Regions from separate parts of the Mus musculus genome. Here region 2 is linked to region 1. A link is a loop called in an ENCODE intact Hi-C map of the cell type or tissue named here. Cell type or tissue: left cerebral cortex. All regions are shown on one strand. Links, peaks and the distances in the headings refer to the core of each region. The heading gives the core; the rest is flanking DNA. Region 1 overlaps Gm30388 (a long non-coding RNA gene). Region 2 holds the start of 4930452N14Rik (RIKEN cDNA 4930452N14 gene).

Evidence for each region. Hi-C counts contacts between places; a loop is a spot of excess contacts. Peaks named below come from ENCODE experiments on the same cell type or tissue, not always from the same donor. Only the 100,000 strongest peaks of a DNase experiment are listed, where the experiment ranks them.
Region 2: it touches region 1 in a loop (3-fold over the local background); 3 of 42 quality-filtered maps call a loop at or near these places.

What each region holds. Positions count from the first base shown.
Region 1 is chr1:154,186,721-154,195,875 of GRCm38, forward strand. It overlaps Gm30388 (a long non-coding RNA gene), which reads right to left. Exons shown (of 2, transcript XR_003948053.1): 2 at 5,094-9,155. Among named protein-coding and RNA genes, the nearest start is that of Zfp648, 9.9 kb to the right of the region's middle. In left cerebral cortex, for the core only: a CTCF peak has its summit at 3,708; DNase peaks (open chromatin) are centred at 1,809, 3,623 and 4,000; H3K27ac peaks cover 1,267 bases.
Region 2 is chr1:154,251,469-154,260,623 of GRCm38, forward strand. It overlaps 4930452N14Rik (RIKEN cDNA 4930452N14 gene), which reads right to left and starts at 5,438. Exons shown (of 4, transcript NR_040629.1): 1 at 5,135-5,438; 2 at 4,572-4,644; 3 at 2,808-2,863. It overlaps 4930532M18Rik (RIKEN cDNA 4930532M18 gene), which reads left to right and starts at 4,221. Exons shown (of 3, transcript NR_108050.1): 1 at 4,221-4,293. In left cerebral cortex, for the core only: no CTCF peak of the experiment used is centred there; DNase peaks (open chromatin) are centred at 1,088, 1,463, 4,712, 5,353 and 3 more places; H3K27ac peaks cover 4,892 bases.

The DNA.
Region 1 (9,155 bases), core at 525-8,524:
AGAATAATGGAAGAACTCAGTGGGGTGAGAGATTTGAACAGGTGAAGCAGGGAGTATGGCTAACACTAAAGACACATGAAGATGCAATATGGGAACCTATCACTGTAGAAGCTTCCTAAAGCACATACTGGTACACCCACCCACCCCCACATGCACATACACATACATATAAATGGCTTAAATGGAACTACCCTATAACAGGGGCACAGTGGCTCCCCCAGACACAATGGTTATCGTATTAAGATCCTGGTGTGAGATATAGGTGACTCTTGTGCACACCGGACTGGCCAGCAGTAACGACGCTGCAACAGGATCCTTCTGCACACGTTTATTGGGAGAGCTTGATTGCAGAGGCGAAGAGACCCCGAGCCCAGAACTGGTGCTGCTTATATAGGCCTAGGAGAGGCGTGTCTCACACCCGGATTGGTTATGCACTAAGCTTCATTTGCATGTTCCTCATCTGATTGGCTACTCTCTCTTTGTACCTCACAGAGCCTCATTATCATACCGCATTTGCATGTCTCACATCTGATTGGTTATATTCCCAAAGCCTCATTATCATGCCCGGGCCAGGCAGTGTCTTTGCAAAAAACTTTACTGCATATGTACACATTGGTTGTTTGTCCAAACTTATGCGTGGTGGCCAGCAGTAGTCAGTGCCACTCTGCAACGGCACATGTGGCTTCCCACAGGTGACCTCTTTTGGAGTTGATGGTCAGTGGGGTTTTGGGGAGCAGGCTATTCCACTGCTCTTGGTTACATACCCTAAAGAACTTGAAGATAAGACCCTGCTGCTGAACACACCACATACCTGTCACAGGGCATGGGAAAAGGAAGCTGCTACTGACCTGGAAGCTCCATCCCTGGCTAGCTTTCATAGCACTAGAAGGTTCTGTAGATGGCACCTGGGGAGGGACATCCACAGTCTTCCCTGAGGTATAACAATGACTGGCGTGGCAAGAGCTGACCCCGGGGGCTTTGATTATCCCGTCCTATCTGTAATAACCTCCCTCTCACCAGAGCACTGGGGCTCACTTCTTCCCCTCCTCTAGCTCTTTGCTGAATGTTGCCTCAGTGACCCTCCTCTCCATCCTCTGCCGGCTCCCACCCTGTTCTCCTGTTCCTTCCTTCCTCCCTCCCTCACTGATTTCTTCTTCATAGCACTTCATGTGTTTTATCACCCTATATCAGACTGTTCAGTCTGCTTCTGATCCTGATAAGAATGTGAACTCCACGAAAGCACAGATGGTGGTTTAATCTCCTTAGTTCCTCCTTCTCTATCTATCTATCTATCTATCTATCTATCTATCTATCTATCTATCTATCTATCTATCTAATCTATCATGCCCTACTGTATCCCCACACTCTTCATAGCAAGTTTTCAATACATGTTTGTTGAATGAATCCATGACCTTAAAACAAGATCACTGTGATTACTGCAATAGAGAAAACCCCAACAAGGCCAGGACTCTTATGTGCTGATTCATAAGCTAGGAGGGTGAGGGAAATCATAGAGGAAGGATGGCACCTAAATTTAAGTCAACTTGATTGTTGGTGGTGACATTTATTTGAGATAGCAATGTCTGGAAGACGAACAGGTTTGGGAAATTCAGTCTTTGGACGGTTAAGTTTAGGATGTTAATGAGTTCAGTAGGCAGTGGAATGTACAAATTTAGAACCCAGAGATGTATATTTGGTAGTCTTTAGAATAGAAGACAGAATTTAAGGCCGTGGGTATGGATGAGATAATGTAGAAACAGTGTAAAGAGAGATGAGAGGAGAGAGGGAAGAGAAGGGAGACAGAGGAAGGAGAAAAGCAGAGAGGGAGGAGAGGAGGAGGAAGCGAGAGGAAGAAGGGAAAGGAGAGGAGAGCTTAGGACAAGTTCCAGGGAACACAGCCATATAGAGCTAAGTGGCAGAGAATGAAGTGAAGTGTAGTTTTGTAAATGGAGGTCAAGGAAGGGAAAGGTTTTCAGAAGGGAGGGGCACCCAGTTGGTGGAGGCTGGTAGCCTGGGCAGGGATCTGTAAAAGAATCTTCTGGCAGCTGCCATATGGAGCTCATTTCTGTGGCTGGTTCAGTTAGTGGAGGGCAGAGGCCTTGCAGAGTAAATGGGGTGGGGGAAGGGCGATGAGGGCGTGGCTAGAGAAGCAGCGCTAAGAGGGACAGGACAAGCCTCTTAGCCATGGCAATGGCCCTCTCCTTGGGGTTGAGGTGAGAGCTTAGGTGTCACTCCTGGATACAGAGGTCATGTTCACAGGCAGGCTATGCTGCCTGCCGGGATCTTCCACCCAAGAGTACTTCTTGCTGAGTGGATCTGGGCACGGAATGTGGTCAGCAGACACCCTCTGCCTGTCGGCTCTCTTCAGGGCTTGCCTCAGCTCAGAGAGGTGCCTCCAGGATAGAATTCTCTGTATGCTCCCTGTCTCTCCCAACTTGCATTCTGGAACATTCACGTCTCTCAGTCTATGTTGAGCCCTCTAGCCAGCAAGCTTTTTGCTATAATACTTCCTGCCTGGGCTGTCTGAGGCTTATCCTGCTAATCTTTTGCTTCCCACATCCCTTCCTGTCCTTCAGAATCACTGGTCTCTCACTGGTGTCTTGTACCCAAATTTTTGACTGCTTCTTATGACATATTTAACCAGAGACAGAAGTCTGCCTCTCCTACTACAGCACAGTATATGCTATGCCACCATTACTGTGGGGCCTACTTGGTGTGACCATTAATCAAGGCCAACACTCTTGGTCTAGTGAACAACCAAACTAGAGAGAGGACTGGCCAGGTGCATTCTGCTAGAAATCATTAGACCACATGTGGTCAGACACTACCTTTAGTTTGGGGGCCACATTTGGAGAGACCCACACACTCCATTAACTGCTGAGGGGAGTCATGGGGCATAGATGGCAATGGGACTATTTTCTCCTCCTCCTCTCCCTCTCCTCTCTCCTCTCCTCTCCTCTCCTCTCCTCTCCTCTCCTCTCCTCTCCTCTCCTCTCCTCTCCTCTCCTCTCCTCTCCTCTCCTCTCCTCTCCTCTCCTCTCCTCTCCTCTCCTCTCCTCTCCTCTCCTCTTCTCTTCTCTTCTCTTCTTCTCTTCTCTCTTTGCCTCTCCTTGCCTCTCCTCGCCTCCCCTCGCCTCCCCTCGCCTCCCCTCGCCTCCCCTCCCTTCCCCTCCCCTCCTTCCCCTCCCCTCCTCTCCTCTCTCCCTTCCTTTTTCTTTCCTCTTCATGTGTTCTCTCTCCAGCTCCACACAGCTGTTACATGTTGCTCTTTTGCCCTGTACCGAGCAAGCTCATTGCTGTGGTGTGAGACTGGATAGGGCCTCAGTTCACTCTGGCCAGGGAGAACCCACATGTTCAGAGAAGTCCAACATCAGACAAGGAAATTTCTTTCAAGAAACCTGGCTTCATACCCACAGCCAGAGCAGGCCGTGCCGGCACGGAGCCGTTGAGAAAGGAAGAAGTGGGTGTGTTTTTATGGAAACCTCAGTGGCCTCTCCTTCTCTTCTGTGAATTGCTTCTGTGTTCAGGCAGCCGACTTAGACAGCTGTGAGGCGAGGCATATGGGCGTGATGGGGGCCTTGGAAAGAAAAGGCCCCTTGTACCCTTGCCAGTGTCTGTAGGTGGTGTGACCTGGGAAGACTGAAGAGCCAGGAGCTTTCTCAGCTGCGGTGACAGAAGCCAGAATCCCAGTGGTGGTGTTCTTGTGTACCACAGGGGGAGCCCGAGTATCGGGAGTCAGGAGGCGACAGCCTGGTCCGGAGAGAAAATCCGGGGCTGCTCTTCCAGAACCAGAAAAGATGCTGAGGAATTTGGAAGCAGGGCGACAATTATCCTTGTCTTCTGCCTGAAACACACAGATTTCATTCTTTGAAGCCAGTGCAAAAGCCTTCTCTTATGGGAAGACTCCCCTAAGCCCAGGCAAAGCCAATTATCCGTTTCTCCTTACTGTCCATTGTATTACCTCTACGCGGCAGAGTGTCCGCAGGCGGCTCTGAGTTCTCCGGCAGAGCGAGACATGACCGGGCTCCTCCACGTGCCAGCTTGGTATCTGGCTTCTCCTCGGTGCAGATGTGACTCATGCGTCAGAATTTTGCCAGAACTTGTTGAGATGTAGATTCTAGGTGATATGTGGACCGGGTGAACCCCGAATTATCATAATTAGTTGCTCATGTTGTGCTTCTGTATGGCAGGGTTGATAGAGTTGATATTTTCAAGCTCTCTGGTTTTTCAATTAATTAATAATTAATTCCCAGGCTCCCTCTATCTTCAAGGCCCAACCCCACTTTGATGCTTTTTTGTTTGGCTTTGGTTTTTGTGTTGTGACCCACTAAGTTTAGTCAAGACCACTACCATGAGCATGGATTCGAAGCTCTCCACTGGATCCCGAGTAACTCACTGGTGCATATGCAGTGAAAGACAAAGAATTGCATCCCCTAAGTGTCCCTAGACTGCTGTGAGTGTCTCTGGAGGGATGGGGCACCCACAAGACCCTCCCCACTTATGAATGTTTTGTGCTTCATTTTGTGCAGGCTTATGGAGGCAAGCACAGCTGTTGTCAGTTCAGGTGTGCCTTGGCCATGATGTGTCCATAAGAGAGTTCCCACTGCCCTCGGCCCCACCTTTGGGTTCTTACAGTCTTTCTATCCTCTTTTACATGATATTCTTTGAGCCATGGAATAGTGGTGTGTAGTCTTGTTTAAGGTAAAGTAATCCATAGTCGCTTGCTTTCTGTTCCATGACTCTACATTAGCCACTGTTTGCTGCAAGGGCCCCAGCTGGGAAAACTACTGCTGAATTTTCTCTCTGTTACCTGAAGAGTAGCTTCCAGCACCGTGAAGGCTGTTGAGGAGGAAGGAAGCTGCCAGCCTGGTTACAGCATGGTTTCTCTGTATTCTGTAACCAATGTCTGTGGTGTCTCACTATCTAGTTCCAGTGGGCAACCAAAGGCAATGGCCACGACCTGGATAGTTTGGGGAGACCTCCAAGGCCTCAAGTGTTTTTTGACCATGAATCAAAACAACCAGAATATAAAGCATAGTTTTTATTATGTCAGAGTTTCTATTGCTCTGATGAAACACCATGACCAACAAAACTTGGGAGAAAAGGATTTATTTCAGTGTACAGTTCCATATCATAGGTCATCACAGAAGGAAGTCAGGGCAGGAACCACGAGGCAGGAACCTAGAGACAGGATCTGAGCTGAAGCCATGAAGGAATGTTGCTGATTGGTTTGTTCCTTAGGGCTTGGTCAGGCATACTCTGCCTGACTCTTTGTTTGCTTATATTTTATTTTGTTTCTGGAGATGGGGTCTCTCTATGTAGCCCTGGGCTTACAGCTTGGAGTTCACTGTGAGACCAGGTCAGCTTTCAACTCATAAAGATCCTACTGCTGGCTGACTTCTGGGATTAAATACATTTGCTAACATGCTCAGTTTCGGCTTTCTTCTTCCCTCCCTCCCTCCCTCCCTCCCTCCCTCCCTCCCTCCCTCCCTCCCTCCTTCCTTCCTTCCTTCCTTCCTTCCTTCCTTCCTTCCTTCCTTCCTTCCTCTCTCTTTCTTTCTGTTTTTTATTAATCATTCCATTCATTTACATCTCAAATGATAGCCCATTTCCTGGTTACCCCTCCACAACCCCCCCCATCTGCCCTCTCTCCCTGCCCTTTGCCTCTATGAGGGTACTCCCCCACCTACCCACCCTCTCCTACCCCACCACTCCCACATCCACCTACATTGGGGCATCAAACCTCCACAGGACCAAGGGTCTCTCCTCCTATTGATGTCAGACAAGGCCATCCACTGCTACATATGTTTCTGGAGCTATGGATCCCTCCCTGTACACTCCTTGGTTGGTGGTCTAGTCCCTGGGAGCACTGGATGATCTGGCCAACCCACATTGTTCTTCCTATGGTGTTACAATCCCCCTCTGCTTCTCCAAGCCTTCCTCCAGCTCCTCTGGGGGGAGCAGGATTCCCGGGCTCAGCCTGATGGTTGGCTCCAAGCATCCACATCTGCACTGCTCAGTTGCTGGCAGAACCTCCCAAGGAACAGCCACCTCAGGTTCCTGTCAGCAAGTGCCTCTTGGTAATAGTAGCAGTGCTGGGGTTTGGTGTCTGGAGACAAGGATGGATCCCTGGATGGGGAGGTCTCCCAATGGTCCTTCCTTCAGTCTCTGCTCCATTTTTTTTAAATCCCTGTCTTTCCTTTAGACAGGAACATTTCCTGGTTAAAAACTTTGAAATGGATGGGTGGTCCCATTCCCTCAACCGGGGGTCATGCCTATCCACTGGAGGTGGTCTCTACAGGATCTATCTCCTCTTTACTGCGTATTTCAGCTAAAGTCGTCCCCATTGGGTCCTGGAAGCCTCTTGCTTCCCTGGCATCTGGGACCCTCCAGTGGCTATCTCCAGTTCCTCATCCCCGTAGTCACACGGAACACCTGCGCTATAGACAGGCTTGACCTGGAAATTCCTGAGGACTCCTGACCTCTTGACCTCCTTCACCTTGCCTCCCTACCTTGCTGTTTCCTCCCTCCCTCCCTCCCTCCTTCCCTTTCTTTCTTTCTTTTCAGCTTTTTATTGATTTCTTGTGAATTTCACTTCATGCATTCCAACCCCACTCTTGTCCCCATCCCTTTGTATCTACCCTCTGCCCAAGGAGTCATTGGTTTGTTTTGAGGCCTCTGGTTTCTGTTACTCTATGAATACTAGATCCTCACAGGGAGTTCTCTCTGATATACTGTTACTGCCCTGTGTCTTGGAGATCCTGCAGCACTGGATCTGCAGGTCTTGGCCTTACACTTGATGGAGTAGATGCTGGGGTGGGCCAACTCAAAGCCTTGGATCTGGGCATGGGAGGTACCTGAGTTGGTCAGCCCATCAGTTATCCTGGGCTCACACCACTAGGGCAAGCTCTCCAGCACTGCCCCAGCTAGCTCATCTGCTACAACAACTGGCAAGGAGCAGGGGCCACTTCTCCTAATGTCATGTCTCACCAGCACCCATGCCACCAGGGTCAGCTCTACTGTGCAGCCCAGGTGAGGTGTGGGGCCTGCTCTCCCACTTCCCAAAGGAAGCAAGGGCCAAGGGCAGAGCCTGCTCTCCCAGCTCCCACAGGCGGCAACTCTACTATGTTGCCTAGGTAGGGGTGAGGCCAGCTCAACACCGAGCCTTAGGTGGCAGACCAGACCAGGGGCATCCGCATTGCCTTTGGTGGTAACAGGTCTGGGACATCATAGAGTTTGCTATAGGCTGCCATAGGACTGCAGAAAGAGACATAGCTCCTGGCAGCAGCCTGGCCCTGGATGCTTGAGTAGCAGTGCATCAGCCTGCTTTCTTATACACACAGACCATAAGCTCAGGGGTAGCACCACCTTCACTGTATTGGAGTCTCCCGTATAAGTCACCTATTAAGAAAATGCCCCACAGGCTTCCTTTCCCTAATCTTATGGATTCATTTTCTCAACTGTAATTCCCTCCTTGCAACTCTAGTTTATGTCAAGTTTACACACACACACACACACACACACACACACACACACACACACACACACACACACACACACGAAACAAAGAAGCAAACAAAGGAAGGGCCAGACCCATAACTGCCACATTCCCTGTCCTATGTAGGTTCAGTCTGGTAGTTTGGCAAACACTGACATAATAATGAAGGTGAACAAATATTAGGTGAATGAATGAATGTATGATGGAGCAAACATATGAACACGTGTATTCCAACATCTGAAAAACAGAGGGCTGCATCAGATAATTTCTAAAATCTCATTTAGAATTCTGACATTTGATTTCTCTCTGTCATTTTCATTATACGCCAGGACTTCAGGAATTCACAAATGAAGAGATTCCGGTGGACATAGGATCAGAATCTTCTTTTTCAATTTGTCTACCAATTAAAGGTGTGCAGCATCTTCTATCCTCCCCAAATCTCTCCTCCCTGAGTCTGGAAAGATCAGCAAAAGCAAAAGGAGAGCTGAAAGTATAGTGGGCTTACAAAGGTTTCTTTGTGGTATTTTTTGTCTTCTGCATGGTCCCAAGACTGATGCTTTAGTTATCATTCTGCTTCTGTGATAAAGCACCTTGACCAAGGCCGTTTATAGAAGAAAGAGTTTGTTTTGGGCTTACATTTCCAGAGAGTTAGAGTCTATGAGGGCAGAGTGGGGGTAGAAATGGTGACTGGAGCAGCAGCTGAGAGCTTACATAGAAAATCAATGCACTGGAAATAGCACATCCTTTTGAAATCTCAAAGCCTGACCCAGTGACACACTCTCTTCAGCAAAGCCACACCTCCTAGACCTCTCAAAACCAAACAGGGTTACTAACTGGAGACCAAGTATTCAAATATGGGGGTAAGCACCTCAGCCAAGATGGGATGTACATAAAAGAGGCCTGGCATCTCTGTGACCAGGAAAGGTGTGTTATTCCTTGGACCAATGACATGTTAAGCTAATTCAAGAGACTGTGAATATTTGGCCTCGTTTTGTTTGTTTTTTGTTTTTTGTTTTTTGTTTTTGTTGTTGTTGTTGTTGTTTTCCCTCAATAACAATCCATTGCTTGTAGCTAATTCTCTCATACTCACAGTCTAGGGGCTTTCTTAGGAGGGCCACTGCAGTGCAATGTGGGTCTTGAGGAATTTAAAGAAGGCTGGTCTTGCCAGGTGGTGGTGGCACACATCCTTGAATCCCAGCACTTCAGAGGCAGAGGCAGGTGGATTTCTGATTTGGAGGCATGGTCTACATAGTGAGTTCCATGACAGCCAAGGCTACACAAAAAGTTCCTGTTTCAAAAAAATCTAAAAACAAACAACCCAAAGAAAGAAAGAAGGAAGGCAGAAAGTGGGAGCCTGAGGTGGTGGTGGGGGCAGTCCCTGTACTTACACTGAAGGTAGAGGTGATGTCCACCCCAAATTGCGTTGTCATTAATATTGGTTGGGAGTAAAGAAAAGGTTTACCTGTTAGGTTCCAGGGTGAGCATGCTGGCCACCTTATTGTGCAGGGGCAAGTGTGACTGGGTAGGGAAGAGAAGGCTTTCAGCAGGGCACTGTTCTGCAGGAGCTACTGGAGGAACTGACATATGAAGCCCTTCAATGCTTGACATCTTATCTGCAGGACCAACCTCCCACCCCATCGTTAATTGCCACACACAC
Region 2 (9,155 bases), core at 796-8,795, 65 kb after region 1:
ACTTGTTCAGGAGAAAACTCACATCATTAAAATCCCCCTTGAGAATTATTTTCTGTGAATTTGTACAAATAGCATAAACAGAAACGAATATTTCACCCTTTCCTGCTTGGCTCTTTGGTTGCTTCTCTGAGCACACCTGTAAGCATGAGAACTTGAAAGGATGGGCAGGAAAGTATCATTCGGATTCACTGGGCTCTACTATATGAGTTCATCCCTGAGCACTGTTCATTTTCTTATTGAACCTCAGTCCATTAAAGTTCAGAAGGCTGTTTATTCCCCTCCCCCTTCACTCCATGAAACTTTTCTACAGCGTCATATTCTTGGAGAATCTCTCCTAAGGAAACAATCCAACATTAAAAATATTTGGATTAACCCTTTAATCCCAACATTTGGGAGGCAGAGACAGGCAGATCTCTGTGTGTTTAAGGCCATCTTGGTTTATATAGGGAGTTCCAGGACAGCCAGAGCTACAGTAGTGAGATCCTGTCTCCAAAACAAATGAACAATCCCCCAAAATAAAAATCCCCCCAAATCAGATTATAAATTTACATAGCAGTCACATCAGAATAGCTGGAGGTGTGTTTATCCGCTTATGTATATATGTATGTATGTATGAATATATGTATGTATGTATTATTTAGTATGGGTGTTTTACCTGCATGTATGCCTGCATACCACATGAGTTCCTGGTGCCTGTGAAAGTCAGAAAAAGGTATTGGATCCCTTGGGACTGGAATATAGATGATTATGAGCTACCATGTGGGTGCTGGAAATTGAGCTCAGGTCCTCTGGAAGAATGTCTTATGTTCTTAACTGCTGAGCCATCTTTCCAGTCCTTCTGTGTGGTGGTTTAAATAAGAACAGGCCCATGGGCTCTTATGTTGGAATGCTTAGGGGGTGGCACTATTTGAAAGGATAAGGAGGTGTAGCTTTCTTGGAATAGGTGTCACTGGGTGGTAGGCTTTGAGGTTTCAAAAGTCCAAGCCAGGCCTAGTGTCTCTTCCTGCTACCTACAGCCAGATGTAGAACTCTCAGCTACCATGTCTGCCTGGGTACTGCCATGCTTTCCACCATAAGGATAGTGGGCTAAACCTCTGAAACTGTAAGCAAGTCCCAATTAAATGCTTTCCTTTATAAGAGTTACCTTGGTCATGGTGTCACTTCACAGTAATAGAACACCAACTAAGACATATACATACTTTCTCTTACACACATATATGCAAACAGTTATATGTGCACACACACACACACACACACACACACACACACACACACACACACACACACACACACACATTCCTCTACTTATCCCTGCTAGGTATTCTTAATTGCACAAGGGAGGGAAAGGATCTGCTATAGAGAGGAGCATGCTGTTCATCTTTAGTAACCGGAGGAAGGCAGAGTATATGGATACAGATGGTTGGAGGTGGGTAGATGAGGTCGTGGGAGTTTGTGGAAGTTCTCTTCTGATTGCTCCAATTTTGCCAGGAAAGAAAGAAAGCAAGGTCGTCTGCTGAGAGTGAGAATGGGGGCAGAGGTGCTGGATGTGTGAAGAGAAAGGAAAAGGTGTGACATAATCTAGTAGCAGGGGAGGGTGGACTGCGGGAAATGCAGCACAGATGCTGGACAGCATCCTGGGTCCTCCCGAGGAAGCAAAGCAAGACAGATGGTATGGGTTGGTGGGAGTTCTTGGCCACTTTCAATTACCATAAGTTCGTAGGCCAGAGCAGCAAACAATTGGAGGTTAGATAAATAAATACAATGAAACAAAAGGTGTATGTGCAGTGGGAATTTCTGCTCAGCAACTGTCCTGCTGGAGGTGGAGGGAAAGGGGTTATGCTTGCAGTAACATAAAGCCATCTGGGCACAGGAAGGTGAGAGAACGGAGTTAGCCCTGCCGTCTTGTGACTGACACAGGGTTTGGGACCATAGTAAAGGTGGTTCAGTTGAATCAAGGCAGACATTGATGAGAACCTTAAAGTGTTGCTTGGTGAGCATTTGGGATGTGGAGGCCGATCCCAGGACCACTTTCAGGAAACCTACTCATACTGCCTGTGCAGTGCTCACTCCAGGCCCCTTCTAGGGAGGAACTGTGCAGTTGCCAGTGGCTATCACATACCTTAAGCCAGTTAAACCTAAATACCTTTGTGGAATTTTATTTATTTTCTGTTGCTCAGAGAAGAGAGTTGACCATGCCTTAGGGAAGTTACACAAGCTTGCTCTGGGCCATACAGCTAGTAAGGTCAGAGTTAAGATTCAGATTACAAAGCTGTCTCCGTAAGACATCTTAGTCTGCCTTGGGTTTTGTTGTTAAGCCAGACTATCTTCTCTTTGAGATGAGACTGAAATGAGACAGATATGTGGAGTGAGGGCAAAGTTGAAATTTGTATTTGAAGTTTTCTCTCTCTCTTTCTCTCTATCTTTCCCCTGTCCCTCCTTCCCTTCCACCTCTCTCTCTCTCTCTTTCTCTCTCTCTCTCTCCCTCCCTCCCTCCCTCTCTCTTCAAAATGAGATATTGCCTCCATTAACTTTAACACTTTAAAAGCCACGATGATTTCCCCATATTTCTAGATGCCCAAGGTTTATACTTTATTATTTTTTTAATTCTGTGTATGAGTCTGTGCAGTTGGGTGCAGATGCCTGTAGAAGGCAAGGGTATTAGATCTTATGGAGCTGGAGTTACACATGATTGTGAGTCACCTGATGCGGGTCCTACAAACCAGGCTTGGCGTCTTAGTGTTTCTACTGCCATAAAAACCCACCATGACTAAAGCAGCTTGGGAAGAAAATAGTTGACTTCATCTTACATCTTATAATCCAGAAAGTCAGGCAGGAACTCAAGGCTGGAACCTGGATGCAGGAACTGAAAAAAAAGGCCAGGGATTGCTGCTTACTGGCTTGCTCCTTGTGGCTTGCTCAACCACTGTCTTATAGTACCCAGTACAGGAGTGGCACTGCACACAGTGAGCTGGGCTCTCCCACAGCCATCATCCATCAATCAGGAAAATGTACCATAAGTTTGCCCACAGGTCAGCTTGATGAGGGATTTTTCTGAGTTTCCCTCTTCCAAAATGACTATAGCTTGTGACAAGGTGACATAGAACTAGCCACACAATGGTTAGAGCAGAAAGTGCTTGTAGCCACTGAACCATCACCCCAGCTCAGGGTTTTCATTTTCACAGATTTCTATAGGTCTCAATCTTGACTGGTATGGATTGGCTCACTTAAGAGGGCCTCTCTGATCTTGTGGGAGCTTTGATATCTATATTTAATTGAACTGGATAGATAGAAAATTGTTCTTCCTTCCAAACAAAGTTTTTTGTTGTGGATTTTATAAAAGCATTTGATAAGGAGTGAAAAGGGACATTACCTTAGCCTCACAGAGGTATCCCATTGAATGTAATTCACTATTATTCTTAATGACTATTTAGCTTTTTCCTCTGGGATTTTCCATTGGTCCCTTCATCTAGAAATGTCTGCCTACTCTGGCCAGTTTTCTGAGTCTTCCATTTTCTCTCCTTATACTTCTTCCCTTTCTTTACTCCTTATTCTTATTTGTTATTCTTGACAATGCTTTCTTTTTTTAATTGTGATTTGTCAAGCAGCTATCTGTATTCCTATTCTCTTATGCGAGGTTCAGCCTTTCTTTGGGGATTAAAGTTCTTTAAAGTTCTGTAGTGATTAAAAGTGCCTTTCCTGCAACAAGACCCAGCTGTTTGGTTTAGTTTTATATTGCTTTGTGTGTAGAAAAAAAAAGCCATCTATTGAGGTAAGAGTTTTAGAAGGAAGGGCAAGAGTAAGAAAGGGCTGAAGAAGGTGGGGAAATGCCAAGTGTTTTCTGTAGGGAAATGGAAACAGTACCCAAAGGGAACCAGCGTCTGGAATGTGGGAGCACTCAGGGCTGGGATTAGGGCTAGGTCTTTCTCTAGCAATCAGTCATACAAATGAACAGAGAGGAAGGAAGGAAGGAAGGAAGGAAGGAAGGAAGGAAGGAAGGAAGGAAGGAAGGAAGGAAGGAAGGCAGGCAGGCAGGCAGGCAGGGAGGGAGGGAGGGAGGGAGGAAGGAAGGAAGGAAGGAAGGAAGGAAGGAAGGAAGGAAGGAAGGAAGGAAGGAAACAGGACATTGGTGTGTGTAAGGTCAGAAGCCTGCATGGTTGACTATAGAGCAAGACAAAAAGTACTCTCTAAAGACAACTGCTTATGACCTGGGCTACACTCCCATTGTGACAACGAGAAAGTGGCCACAGGGGAAGAACAAGGAAGATGGGAGGAGGGTGTTGATTGCCCAACTAAGTAAGAAAGGGCAGAGAGAGAGAGAGAGAGAGAGAGAGAGAGAGAAAGAGAGAGAGAGAGAGAGGAGTATGAAAGAGATAAGGTCCAAAAGGAGTTAAGACCGAGTATCTGCAGGGCTTACCTGGCACTCTGAAGCCCAAATCCCTAGGAGACCCCAATATCTTCTCATGGGCCCCAACAAAAGAAGCTGGCCCTACCTCATGGCTCCCCTCCCCTTTTATTCCCAAAGATCCCAGACTATCATAGGTTTAGTGGTTGAGGCAGCCCACCTAACTTACACTTTCCAAAAGTCAGATGAAAACAGCCATTGGGAATTCAGAAGTCCCTCCCAGGAGGGTGTGGCCCAGCTGCCTGCAGGGCAAGCTTTCAAATGGTTAGTTACTTTAGGAAAATGAAGTCATGTAATAACTATTCTCTCTCTCCCACTTCTCTTACTAACATCCCACTCTCTTTTTTAGGGAACAATGTTCTCTCCTGTCTGCTGCTATACATATGGAGACTGGGAGAGTGGGTATTTGATTTCCCTAGACTTGAAATTGAATCCATTTCCACTTTGACATTGTCTCTCTTTTACCTGTGCCTCCTTTCATCGTCCTTTGGTCTCATTGCTCAGTGGCCAACTTCTCCTCCCTCCCATCCCACATCTCTGTTTCATTATTTTGGATTTCCATTTACTGTTCTTCCCATCAAGAAGAGCATGGGAACACAGTCTTCCTTATTAGAGTGGACTGTTGCTTTGGAGGTCTTTAGCATGCAATGAGTGAGCTACCTGTCACCTCCGGAAACATCCCGGGTTTCTGCCAGCTCTTCCCCCCTGCTGCTCCTGCCCTCCAGATCATACCTCTAGTAGCTTGACATGATGGGGCCACTTTAAAACTGTGAGAATTGTCCCTATTCATAGGTCCAAAAGGAGACTCAGTGGGTGGTACCATTAGCTCTAAAGCTTGAAGCAGATTGCAATTGTCTTGCTCAGAAGAGAGAATCCCAAGTCAGAGCTTTTTTTTTTTTTTTTTTTTTTTCTTTTTGATAAAATATTCTGGACCAGATTTCAAGCTGCTCTGGCACCAAACAAGAATCTTCCTGTTCTTGATGCGATACGTTTCCCCACCGAAACGATTTCAGACTTGCCAATCACAGGCAGGAGCTCCTGACGCTTATTTGCAGGATCCGTGACAACCATTGTCTTACCCCATAATATCCCGCTTCCTTCTAGCCCTCCCCAGAACCGGAATAGAGCTCCTGCGGTTCAGTATGCAGGGGATCTGTTGCGAAAACAACAGACAGCTTCCTTTCAATATTTCATCATAGAGTCACATATTTTTGATACACGGTATTTCAAAGTCGACAACTGGGGACAGAAGATGAGCTCTTTGTGGGGCAGTGAGCCAGACGGAAGCAAGCACCAACCTTTGGAGCTCCCCCTTCGCATTATGGAGATGCCGTCAGCTCACTGGACCACCTGCTTTTCTATCAGGAAGATCAGTGTAGACCATGACTGGGAACAGTTGGAAGGCAGGGTCCTTGTTCTTCATGGCACCTGAAAGATGTAAGCTCTCTTGTGGCAGAACTGAGTTGAATCTGGAGTTGGCAGTAGCTCACAAGGTTGTTCATATAGACATCTAGTTCAGGGGCTCATTTTCAAACCTGAGCCCAGAGAGCATTAGGATCCAGTGGCATGTAGGTTAAAAGGTTATCAGGACAGAGATACAGATGCAAGCCTGTTTCATGAGCAATAGAGTTTGAAGAACGAGGTGATCGCCAGTGTTCTGTGGTTATTATTATTTTTAATTACAAAAAAACTATAGACCTTTAAATTTTTATTTTTCTTATTTAAAATACAAAATATTAGGTTTCCTTGTGGCATTTCCCAAAGAAAACAATGTTTGTTGTGTAGCCTTCTTCCTCCTCCTAGCCATTATCCCGCTGTACTCTTCCCACCCCTAGTACCTCTGTCTGTTTTCATATCACTAGTCCCTTTGTCTTACCATCTTCCTCAATGCCTCTTGTCCCCCCTCCCATGGTCTAGGTTCATAGCCTATGCCTACTCACACCTAGCCCCCCCACCCCCTGTTTACATACATACAAACACTGAAGGCTAGGATTTACATATTAAAGACTATGCCTTCCTGAGTCTGGATCACCTCACTTATAATAGTTTACAGATGTACCCATTTTTCTGGAAATTCCATAATCTCACTTTCCTTAGCATTTGAGTCTTTAAAATGCCACTGAGCCTTTTGGATGAACAAAGGAGACCAAGTTGAGTTGTTACCTCAATAGACCTCTGCGCATCACTCTGGGATGGGCAGATCCATTCCAGACCTCTCACATTTATACACGAGGAAATGGAAGTGTCAAGAGGAAGTGGCGTGCTCACTGACCTTTGACCTACTGGCCCTTCTGGATTGGAGCCCATCAGCCTTGCTGTGCACTCCTGAGGCTGCCACACAGCTGCTTGCATCCACACAGCCGCCTGCATCTACATAGCATAGCACAGAAACAATCAAATGAATAAGCCAATACCATGACTCTGATGTCAAACGCTTGTTTTCGGTGTGACATTTTGAAGATTGATAACCTGTGACTGCTAAGAATTATGCCGAAACTCTGAAGGTCCTCAGAGAATACATTTTCCCCTCGTGTGAGCCATGCAGTTCCCAAATTTCAGATCCATGTGAGGCGTTGTTATACCCTGCCTTATATTTTATTCATTTAGTTTAAGCCATCATTTCATTTTTTTTTAAAGGGCAAATGATTCCTACAGCAAGAACCTTTACAGGCAGATGCAAAGCCCTGTGCTGAAACTGAGGAAAAAAAAATTTTTTAAATGCCAAGAAAACCAGTTAAACGTGTGTGGAGCATTAGCTAGGGAGGTGTGCATGCGTTGGAGTGGGGGTGTCTTCTGAGTCATTGCCCTAAATTTAGCAATGCAGTTTTTCTTTCTTTCTTTTTCTTTTTTTTTAAATAAGCCTTTAAGAGCTGGTTCCCAGAGATCCTGTTATTTCTCTGCATGTGCCTTACGTAAGGCTTTGTCACAGGCCTGAGGAACAGGCAAAAAGGAAGGGTGTGGCCCCTTCCACAAAGAACCATGAAGTTCAGAGTTACTCAAAGGCTAAGGAACTCAAGCCTTTCTTTTGAGGCTGTCTGCTGGAGATGCTGTCTGCTAAGTGCTTCCCACTTTCATGTTGTGGGGCGGTTTGATATTTATTCACTTCTCCATGTGGAGTAGGACTGTCACTAGTGTTAATCATTCCCAAGAGCATTGGCATAACTCTTATTGAACTCTTCAAAGCATTCTCTTTGCCATCCACCTTCATTCCTTTGTGTTCTCTCTCTCTCTCTCTCTCTCTCTCTCTCTCTCTCTCTCTCTCTCTCTCTCTCTCTCTCTCTCTTTCTCCCTCTCTCCCTTTCCCCTTTCTATTTTTTTCTATAGATTCACCTCATGAATGGTTTCTGAAAGATGTGGGCTTCTAGAGAGTTTGGAAATCTATTTCTTCAGAGTTCGTTTCCAACTTATGAATAGTAATTGCTCACATGGCTTCTCTCAGCTTCCTTTTAGCAATCCGTAGGTACATAATGGCTGGGATCCTGAAGATCTGTTTAGGCACTTGCATAGTCTGTAAGTGATGCTATCGAGAGGATGCCACTTTTAAGCTGGAACAATGACCTTTCCCTGTGTCTCTAGCTCTTCTTAGCTGTCTCTGCAAATGCTCACAGGTAGGCTCGGCTTTGAGGGAAAGAAGCAGTAGCTATCCTGATGGCAAATGCCCCTCTTGCCTCTTCCGATTTCTGCATCTTTGCTCTGACAGTGTCCCCAGCCTGAGCGCCTTACTCCTACCTACCCATAAACAAACCTCTTGTCTGTTCTGCCGTCCTACTGGATTCTTTTCTGTCCTACTGTGTTGCTGGATATTGCCATAAATCTCAGCCAGATTAATCCTGGACAAAACTGATAACCAATCTCAGAATTAATAACCAATAATGCATGTACATATTAGTTATCTGGCATAGTAAAAATTGTAATAGAGATTTTATTTAATTCTCACTATTACGGAAATATTGCTTATATTTTAGGCCTTCCTCTAGGCATCAGTTCATGCCAGGTCCTTGCTTACATCCTTGGGGTAGAGATCCATAACAGCACACTTTAAGAAGAGGAGACATCCAGGTATGCAGTGGAGTAGTTTGGTGAGCTAGGATTACAAAGAAGGCTCCATTAAAATACCCGAAACATCATCTGAGTGGGCAGAGTCTGCAAGAATGAGGGAAGGGCATTCCTGGCATGGGGAAGAGCTAGCGTTCCTGAGATGGGGACAACTCATCATATATCCACAGATAGAGGGGCATACTCCTGCAGTGTACCAAGGGTAGAGGGAAGCAGAGCTGGTAATCCCAAAATTGGCTGCCATCAAGCCAAGGTACTCTTGGTAACCCATGCTATGTAGTGTTGATTTTAGGTCATTAAAACCTGAAGCTTTTTTGAAGGTTTTAGCAACTTAAGTATCAAGACACCAAGTATTCCCTTAATATTATGACCTTGAACTTCAACAATTAAGAACTAAGTCAAGCCACACCCAGAAAGGGCTTCAGTCTGTCCTAGATGAGCCCTAATCACCCTATACAGTTGACCAACCTACTCTTCAGCTTCTCGAAAGAAGCAGGATGGCTTGGGTGCCTCTTCCCCACCTTTCTCGTAACTCAAAGAGAAAAAGATATTCGTGTAGCCCATCTAAAAACTCAAGGTGTCTCAAGAGACACTCAACACACAAAGTGACTTTCTAGACTTTCTGACACTGTAAGATCCCTCTCAGTTCCCTTATTTGGTTCCTTTAGAGTTTATGACATTTCCTCATGATGCCCAG